2 separate regions of the Homo sapiens genome follow, and region 2 is linked to region 1. The links are chromatin loops, found by intact Hi-C in ENCODE. Cell type or tissue: lower leg skin. All regions are shown on one strand. Region 1 overlaps GANC (glucosidase alpha, neutral C). Region 2 overlaps PLA2G4E (phospholipase A2 group IVE).

Evidence for each region. Hi-C counts contacts between places; a loop is a spot of excess contacts. Peaks named below come from ENCODE experiments on the same cell type or tissue, not always from the same donor. Only the 100,000 strongest peaks of a DNase experiment are listed, where the experiment ranks them.
Region 2: it touches region 1 in a loop (13-fold over the local background); 1 of 110 quality-filtered maps calls a loop at or near these places.

The regions. Positions count from the first base shown.
Region 1 is chr15:42,289,945-42,294,944 of GRCh38, reverse strand. It overlaps GANC (glucosidase alpha, neutral C), which reads right to left. Exons shown (of 24, transcript NM_198141.3): 5 at 2,028-2,210. Among named protein-coding and RNA genes, the nearest start is that of TMEM87A, 19 kb to the right of the region's middle. In lower leg skin, no CTCF peak of the experiment used is centred here; no DNase peak of the experiment used is centred here.
Region 2 is chr15:41,983,132-41,988,131 of GRCh38, reverse strand. It overlaps PLA2G4E (phospholipase A2 group IVE), which reads left to right. Exons shown (of 20, transcript NM_001395548.1): 16 at 1-83; 17 at 757-960; 18 at 2,127-2,293; 19 at 3,513-3,696; 20 at 4,158-5,000. The coding sequence ends at 4,378. All of the region lies in intron 3 of PLA2G4E-AS1 (PLA2G4E antisense RNA 1), which reads right to left. Among named protein-coding and RNA genes, the nearest start is that of PLA2G4E-AS1, 13 kb to the right of the region's middle. In lower leg skin, no CTCF peak of the experiment used is centred here; DNase peaks (open chromatin) are centred at 2,201 and 4,331.

The DNA of each region.
Region 1 (5,000 bases):
AACTATCCTTTTATGACTCTATACTATAAATATACTTGTATATATGCACAATGACACATATTCAAGGTTATTAGTAAACTAACTAGTTGTAAAACAAGATTAGAAACAACTTTAAATCCCTCAATAGAGAATTTACTCAGTGAATCATGGTAAAGCCATACAACAGAAATTATGTAGCTGCTTTAAAGAAATTAAGAATTATCACATTGTTAACAGAAAAAAGCAAGGTGTAGAATAATGTGTAAAGGTGGCGCCATTTGTGTCAGGAAAGGAAAAGTCAAAGAATATATATAAAATGTGTATACATAAATTGTTTCTGAAAGGATACACAAAAAACTGGAAACACATTACTTTTTTTTTTTTTTTTTTTGAGACAGAGTCTTGCTCTGCTGCCCAGGCTGGAGTGCAATGGTATGATCTCAGCTCACTGCAACCTCCACCTCCTGGGTTCAAGAGATTCTTCTGCCTCAGCCTCTTGAGTAGCTGGGACTACAGGCATGTGCCACTATACCTGGCTAAATTTTTGTATTTTTACTAGAGACAGGGTTTCACCATGTTGGCCAGGCTGGTCTCGAACTCCTGACCTCAGGTGATCCACCTGCCTCGGCCTCCCAAAGTGCTGGGGTTACAGGCATGAGCCACCACACCCGACCAGAACACATTACTTTCAACGATGGAAAGTGGGCAGCTAGAGGACACAGGGGGAAGGAGATTCTTTACTATTATTACATAGAAATGTGTATTAATATATACTCCTTTGTACCATGTGCCTCTTCTACATAAGTAAGTAAAAGGATCAACTTAGATAGGAAAGAAAACAATGTTTAAAAGAAAACAGAACAAAATCATCGGGGTTTACAAAAGAAAAAAAAGCGTTTTTTGTTTGTTTGTTTTGAGACAGAATCTCGCTCTGTTGCCCAGGCTGGAGTGCAGTGCCACAGTCGCAGCTCACTGCAGTCTTGACCTCCTGGGCTCAAGTGATCCTCCTACCTCAGCCTCCCAAGTAACTGGGACTACAGGCATGTGCTATTAAACTCAGCTAATTTTTTTGTATTTTTTTGTAGGACAGGGTTTCACCATGTTGCCCAGGCTGGCTTCAAATTCCTGGGCTCAACTGATTTGCCACCTCGGCAAAAGTGTTATGATTACAGGTGTGAGCCACTGTGCCTGGCTAGAAAAAAGGCTTTACATATAAAGAACATGAGTAGTGGGTACACAGATATTTGTTCTGCTATTATTAGTATTTTTCAGTTAAACAAGTACTTGACTATTCATAAGGCACTAAGAGAGTAGGTGGAGAGATTATGGGGATTTTAAATTTTCTTCTTTTCAATATTTTCTAATCTGCCTATGATGAACAAGTATTAGTTCTGAGATGAGAAAATGAGATATTTTTAGTATCAAAATTTTAAAACAGAAATGAGTTGAAACTCAGAAAAATGACTATGTTGGAATAATGAATGTTGAATGCTTTCTGCAGATCATATAATACGTTTATTATCATGATAAAAATAGAAAGAACTATAGACTAAAAGATTTAAAAACAGTGTTCGTAAGAATGGAATAAGAATCTCCTCCTTACCACCACCTCCTAATTCATGTGAGCACCCCACATAAACAGCTTTGATCAAGCAGATGGTCCCAGAAAATTCCTGGACAACTATTCAAGTCTAGGGTAATTTGTGTTATTGCAAGGGAGTGAAGTGAAATTACGAAGGTATGCTAGTTCACATTAACATTTGTCAGGTCAACAGAGTGCTTTTATAGAAGGGTGTGCAGGGTAGAGAATGCCATCAGTTACACACAGGACATGTTAAGAGTGTAACATTTACAAAAGTTTGGGAATTATTTTTGTCATAAAGCTTGTATTCACCTTCACAGGTGAAAAGGTAAAATTTCTCAGAACAATACTAGAGCAAATAAGGCAAACCAATTTTCTATGGTGCTATGTTATCTATTTAGGCAACTGATATTCATTAACCAGGTTATGTTAAGGTCTTTATGTGTCAAGTAATGCATAAGAATACCTTTGTTTGTGAAGAATCTGTAGATGCTCAAAGTATAATTGGCCCAGGGAATTTATGCTAATCACAACCTCTTCTTCAGACACCAAGTCTACCTTGAATGGGTTTGCTGTGATATGGCACTTCAGGTCTCCTTTTCCATCTGCCAATATCAGACTGCCTGTGTCCCCAGAGCATGAAATCAGCCTAGAAAACAAAACAGGAAGAGAGAAACAAGCTGCTATAGGTTTACATGGCCCTATGTGATTTGTACTTCCAAGTAATTAATTAGTAAATCAATATTCATGTGACATAGCCATAGATAAGGCAACAGAGAAAAGTTAATGAGAGCATTGGCTTTGATGCCAAAGAGCTTAAATTGAGCATAACTCTATCATATACGTTATAACTTCGGATAACAAAGTTATCCAACTTTTCTAGGTCTTGGTTTCCTTATCTGTAAAGTGAAAATAACAAAAGCAACAACAAAGTTTTTGGAGAGAATTAAATGAGATCACATGTGTAAAGCTCTTGACACAGTGCCAGACACATTAAAAAAAAAAACACACAGTAAATGTTAGCTATCATCGTTGTCATCATCATCACCTTGGTCTGGAAGGTCTAGTAACTTTCTAGATTTTGGTGTGTAAAATCTAACTATTGTTTTTCTTTCTCATTCCAAACACATACTCAGAAACTGAGGAAATAACACAGATTGGGTCCATCTCTCCACAGTGAGATGGAACCAGGTCAAATTTTTATTTACCTATTTATTGCCTGATTCCCACCAGCCTCCAATTTCACAGGTACATTGTTAGGATGTTTTAGATCCACAAGAATTATGTAAGCTCAGACACAGCACTTAAAATCCCTCAAAGCTAGATATTTCCCTTTCTCCAGTGCACAGTGTCCCCAGTAAATGTTCACAGGACTCTTTCAGGAAGGTAAAAAGAGACAGTTTATGTTCTTATGATGTCTTTTCAGTCCTCCATGGATTCTATGCCTTCTCTTCAAGCAAGATGCTTAGGATCTGGAAATTAACTCTGGAGACAGCTGAGAGGCTGTCTCTCACTATCCATTGAACCCAGACAGAGTTCTTTTGATGATTCCATTAAGTAGGACTGTAGTTCATATATGTCAGTCTAATGCACCCCACCATAAATTGCTTACTGCCCCAAGCGTTAAACCATTTTGAGTACTACATGGGTCCTACCACACATAATGGAATTATGTTCACCTTGTCTCTGACAATTAAATGTTTCTACTCTGCCTCTGCTACCTGGAGTCTCATTATCTCCACTGAAATCAGGGAGACCATTTTAACGGCATCATTTCCCACCATTATCTCCAGCCCACAAAAGGAAGATGTTCACTACAATGCTTTCCAAGTGCTCCCTCATCAGTTTCTCAGTGAAGGGGGTATGTTCTGGATTCTCGTGGGGAACAGAATCCAGAGGGGCTAGATGAGCTGGTTGCATGAAACAAATCCACTTCAACATCTTTATCTCTCTAAGTCTGTGGATCATTTCCTCTACACCATGCCAAGGAATTCCTGATATCTCAGCTTCATTCAGAAGAATCCATAGCTGAGTTCAGATTATAATTAACCAACTATGCCATCAATTAGAGCCATTCTCAGTTGCCCAAGCTAGCATATCAAATCTACATTATCTGGTATGTGTACCTGAGTCAATAAATTTAGCCTGATCTACAATTAAGTTCCTTCTTTCTGGTCTAGGAATTCCTCAGAAACCATTTCCATTCATATTTCCCAGGTTTTTTTTGCATTATATAGTCTTATAATTTTTCAGGCATGCAAGCCTTCTCCCCCGGGTTTGACTGTAATTGGCTCTCTGGGCATGTTGGGATCTGACTCTGATGATGGGTCTGGAGGCAGTGAAGGGTGGTAGGGGTCGGGCACAGGAGAATTGGAATCCCCGTGCATGTATATTTTAGGTGAGGTCAATACAGGGTATCCAAGCAAGGCAGGATCAGCTTCACCTGCCTTTATAGGAGGGGTTGCTTCTGCTGAAATGGGAGGGCCAGTGAAATTTTGAGGTTTGACTATTTAGAATTACCCAACTCTTCCCAAATATTGTTATTCAATTTTTAAAAAAAATTGTTTATTTTTTTAGAGACAGGGTCTTGCTCCATCACCCAGGCTGGAGTGCAGTGGTGCGATCATAGTTCACTGCAGCCTTAAACCACTGGGGTCAAGTGATCCTTTCACCACAGCCTCCTGAGTAGCTAGGACAACAGGTGTGTGCTACCATGCCCGGTTAGTTTTTTAATTTTTTATAGAGATGCAGTCTTACTTTGTTGTCCAGTCTGGTCTACAACCCTTAACCTCAAGCAATCCTCCTGCCTTGGCCTCCCAAAGTATTGGGATTACAGGTGTGAACCACTGCACTCAGCCTGCTATTCAATTTTGAGGAGTCCTACGTTTTCCCAGTTAATGCCTGAAATTAACTTATGGACTAATTCAGTGACCTGCAATATCAAACTCTGCATCTGATTTTCAGCTATATGTACCTGCAGCTACAGAAGATATGAGGACTTTTAGGATTGTCACAGAAAATTAACAATCTTCTGACAATACCTTGAGCTAAGAATTTAAAGCCCTGAGACTATTGTTTTCTTTCTTTAAACTCTTCAGTGAAGTTGTAGCAGCCAAGCCACCTCAGAGCTCTGAATTCTGCATGATAATCAGAATGCAGTATGGCCCTACCTCTTGGTCTGCTTTCAATGGGCCACTTTATTTTAGTTGACCACCAGTGGTCATTTAAGTAACATTGCCACAGAATTTTGTGGTCTATTATTAGTTCTATTAGTTTGGCAGGGCTGCCATAAGAAAATATCAGAAACTGGGTAGCTTGAACAACAGAAATTTATTTTCTCATAATTTTTGAGGCTAGAAGTCAAAGATCAAGGTGTCAGAAAGTTGAGTTTCTTGTGAGGCCTATTTCCTGGGCTTGCAGATGGCTGCCTTATCACTAT
Region 2 (5,000 bases), 310 kb after region 1:
GAACCTGCTGGATGCCTGGAACCTGTCACACACCTCGGAGGAGTTTTTCCACAGGTGGACAAGGGAGAAAGTGCAGGACATCGGTGGGTGACCCCGGCTTTCCCTCATGGCTGGGTGATGGGTGACACCGGCTTTCCCTCATGGCTGGGTGATGGGGGGCGGCCCCCGGCTTTCCCTCATGGCTGGGTGATGGGGGGCGGCCCCCGGCTTTCCCTCATGGCTGGGTGATGGGGGGCGGCCCCCGGCTTTCCCTCATGGCTGGGTGATGGGGGGCGGGGTGTGGACCACAAACCGAGGATGAGGCCCCCTGCCACATGTTTCCGCATCGTCACCTATGGCCTAAGACGTGGGAGGGCAGCTGGGGCTACAGTGTCTTCCCTGCCTGGAGGGGAGGGTGACTGTAGGTGAGTGACACCAGCGCCAAGGCCTGGAGGCAAGGCTGCCAGCACCCAGGAGAAGTGAGGAGAGTAGGGTCTATAGCAGTCACAGGTCACTCTTTGAAACTCCCTGTCCTCTCCAGGACGCTTCTTAGCTGTCTCGCTCCCCCTCCCTCTCTACTACCTCTCTGCTTACTCCATGTCTCTCACCTGAATCCTCCTAACCCCAGTGCCAGGACCTTGAGAGCCCAGCAAGGAAGGTATGAGCTGCTTTTACAGTGCTCACCCCTGGGTGCCAGGCAACCATGTGGGGCTTCGCATAGGCAATCTGGGGACTCCACCTCTCATGACCTGCCCTTCATCCCTCCCTCCCCTGCAGAAGACGAGCCGATCCTGCCTGAAATCCCCAAATGTGATGCTAACATCCTGGAGACCACGGTAGTGATCCCAGGGTCATGGCTGTCCAATTCTTTCCGAGAAATCCTTACCCATCGGTCCTTCGTGTCTGAGTTTCACAACTTCCTGTCTGGGCTGCAGCTGCACACCAACTACCTCCAGAATGGCCAGTTCTCTAGGTGGAAAGGTAACCCTACCTGGCTACTCCTTGAGGCCTGCCTCCATATGGAGGAGGAAGATGTGGATGTCAAGGCTGCCATGGATAAAGAATAAGAAAACTTCTCTGGCTATGTTCACTGGGCCAGGCACCTCTCTCCCCATGGTGTTTTCCACATTTGGTGGTGTCGTCTTGAACACTGTATGTGTCTGGCAGCAGGGAGTGGTGTGGGTACTTAACTCACTGCATCTGTACAGTCATTCTATACAGAATCTGTACAACAGTCCTAGCAGGTAGAAGTTGGCCCCATGTTACAGATGGGGAAACAGGGGGTCTTACTTTCTGCAGTTGTGTTCTGGGGATGCCCTTTAATGTGAGTGGTGCCAGGCACAGTGGCTCATACCTGTAACACCAGCACTTTGGGAGGCCGAGGCTGGAGAATCTCTTGAGTCCAGGAGTTTGAGACCAGCCTGGGCAATATGGTGAGACCCCATCTCTTAAAAAAAAATTGTTTTTAATTAGCTGGGCATGGTGATGAGCACCTGTAGTCCCAGCTACTTGGGGGCTGAGATAGAAGGATCATTTGAGCCCAGGAGGTCAAGGCTGCAATGAGCCATGATCACGCCACTGCACTCCAGCCTGGGCAATAGAGCAAGACCCTGTCTCAAAAAAAAAAAAAATGTGAGTGGTGCCCGCTTGGAACTGGGCAGGGATGGCCCAGCTCAGGAACCCCCAAGTGGTAAGCAGCAGAGCCAGGCCTTAAACTGTGGTCCTGCAGCGTCAGCTCAGTGCCGCCTCCTCTGCTGCTGAGGCCCTAAGGCATTGACTTTCGCCTTCTTAATATTTTAATTGGCCGTGGCCTGCAAATGGCTGCTTCAGCCTGGCCTGTTAAGCCTCATCCTCACCATCTGGGGCCAATGGGACAGCTGACTCAGGGCCCAGGGTTTACACTATTTATGGGGTGGTCTTAAGCCCCTTATACCCCACAAGTATCAATATCCCATAAAAGACTAGCTAAAAGCCCAAGATAACGCTGTTCTTCCTCAGCCACCCAGAGGGCACTGGAACTCAGTGGGCGTCCTGGTCAGGCTGAGGCGAAGGATGCTCCAGACAGGGCGCTCCGTCCCCCCAAGTGCCTCTGTCCATTGGCTGTCAGGGCACCAGGTGTGTTGGTAACGGGAAGGCTTGGCTTTCAGACACAGTGCTAGATGGTTTCCCAAACCAGCTGACCGAGTCCGCGAACCACCTGTGCCTGCTGGACACTGCGTTCTTTGTCAACTCCAGCTACCCGCCCCTCCTCAGGCCAGAGCGAAAAGCCGACCTCATCATCCACCTCAACTACTGTGCTGGGTCCCAGACAAAGGCAAGTGCGCAGCCTCCCTCCTGAGCATGGGCTGCAGCCTCTCCTAAGATGGGCCCCGCAGTCAGTGGCCTCACTCGCTGTGAACTGGGAAGAGGCATGCTCTAGACAGCCCCCAGAGAGCATCAGAGGAAGCCAAGCAGCAGTCATGATGGGAAGTCAGACACCCAGAACTCACGGGCAGCCAGCTGGCTCTCACACCATGGTGCCCATGTTGACTTAGCAAATTCGAATTTTACTCTTGCCTTGGAGCATTTGCCATATTGGGCAATTCTTCAGCTACAAAAAATGAGTTTTTAAAAATAACCTTAGTAGAGCCCATTCCATTCAAGAGCTTGTAATATCCTATTTTCAAAATGATCACACTCTCCCTTCCCCCAGGGTATATGACCCTCCATGAATTACACTCAAGTGCTCTCAGGTGGGAGGGAAGCCTGGCGAGAGAGGAGGGCACTTGTCAGAACCAGAAGTTTTTATTTTTTTAATTTACTTTGGAAAGTTCTATGTGTATACAGTTCTACCCTGAAGCCAGGCGAAGTGAAGTGTACACAGACCAACAGGGCAACAATGAAAACAATCTAAGTTTGTAAATGGGTAACAATGCACTTTCCTACGTGTGATCTTGTTTGGCCCTTACACCAGCTCTTGGAGGGAGACGGCACAACTGCTATCATTTCTCATGTTATGGATGAGGAAACCAAGACACAGAGAGACTTGCTTAAGATCACACAGCTAGTGAGCAGAGGAACGAGGGGCAGAACTGAGGGGGTTCTGACACTCTAAGGCAGTGCTCTTCCTGCGACATCATGCTTTTAGAGATGCCCTTGCAGAGTCTTTTCTAGCCCTGTACTACTGTCAGCTCCAAAGCCCATGCACATCCCACAGGGGCCTGGGCAGCTCTGGCTGTGTATAGCCTGGTTCCAGTCGCCCTTCCAGGCTACCCACCACATCCACCCAAGTCTGTGTTTGGATGCGAACACCAACGAAAGGGCTTTTGTCCATTTTACTTGGGGAAGCAGCTTGCAACTGGAGGTGCATCCACCTACTGCCTCGGGCCTTTTGTCCTGACCTGGCTTTAGTCTCAAAATACCATACACTGGCAAAGCAGTTGGGGAGCTGAGTTGTTAGCTGGGGAAATCAGGAAGCTGGGGCTAAGAACTCTGTGCTTCTCCTCCACTCCCACTCCTCCTAATGCTCAAACACGCCCTCTGTGCTGTTCCAGCCCCTGAAACAAACCTGTGAGTACTGCACTGTGCAGAACATCCCCTTCCCCAAATACGAGCTGCCAGATGAGAATGAAAATCTCAAGGAATGCTACCTGATGGAGAACCCCCAGGAACCCGATGCCCCCATCGTGACTTTCTTCCCACTCATCAATGACACTTTCCGAAAATACAAGGCACCAGGTGAGCTGCCTCTGTGCTCAGTTCCCAGCACCTGCTGCCCTTGGCCCGGGAATGCCTTTAGATCTGTAGAGTCTCTAAGGGCACTAACGGGGAAGCCTGGCTCAGCTCCAGCCTGAGCCAACCTTGGCTTCCACAAAGAAGGGCGCCTCCCATTCCCTCACCCCCATGGGCTGGTAGTGTCATCCCCCATTCTTTCAGTCATTCTACATTTTCTGACATTCAGCCATGTGCCCAGTACTGTGCTTGGTGCTAGGGCAATCCTCCAATGGGCAAGCCTGCACCACGCCCTGAGGAGCTTGCAGGTGTGCAGGTGCGTGTGTGAGGGTGTGCGTGTGTACAGGTTTTCATGCAGGTGTGTGTGTCCGTGAGTGCAGGTTGGTGGGCCTTGGGGAGAGATGTGGAAACAAGTCATTCCAACCTAACATGACAGAGTCTATAACAAGTCATCCTGCTGCCCACAGGTGTAGAGCGAAGCCCTGAGGAGCTGGAGCAGGGCCAGGTGGACATTTATGGTCCCAAAACTCCCTATGCCACCAAGGAGCTGACATACACAGAGGCCACCTTTGACAAGCTGGTGAAACTCTCAGAGTATAACATCCTGAATAATAAGGACACTCTCCTCCAGGCTCTGCGGCTCGCAGTGGAGAAGAAGAAGCGCCTGAAGGGCCAGTGTCCCTCCTAGGCCCCAGGGAGCCTCCCCTGTTCTGTGTCAGCTTCTACCATCAGAGGTGCAGGACCCCTCAGGGCTGACCAGGTTACTACGCAGCCAGCTCTGCTCTCCGGCAATGGGTGTGAGCAGGTTGGCCTGGGCTTTCTAACGAAAAGTAAAAAATTTTAAAAAGTTGAGAAAGTCAGAAAGAGAGAGAGAGGAGCTCTGTTGGGGTTTTATACCCACTAGAGTTTCTTCAAGTGCTTCCCTATAGAGAAGGTGGTCTCATAGCCACAGGCTCCCACACATCTGTGGAGAGGAAAAGCCTGGGGAAGAGGCTGGGCCCCCAGAAACCTCGACTCAGAGGCAGAGCCCAGGGCTGGCAGCCCTCCTCTCTCTGTCCTCTACCTCGTGTGGCGGGCCTAGGGAAATGCACAGAAGGACCTGAGAGGCACTCGGCGTTTCACTGGAAAAACACTTCAAAATTTAAGGCAATTCTAGTCTTGTGATTTTTGGGTTTTTTTAGACGGAGTCTCACTCTGTTGCCCAGGCTGGAGTGCAATGGCGCGATCTCGGCTCACTGCAACCTCTGCCTCCCAGGTTCAAGCAATTCTCTTGCCTCAGCCTCCCAAGTGGCCGGGATTAGAGGCACCCG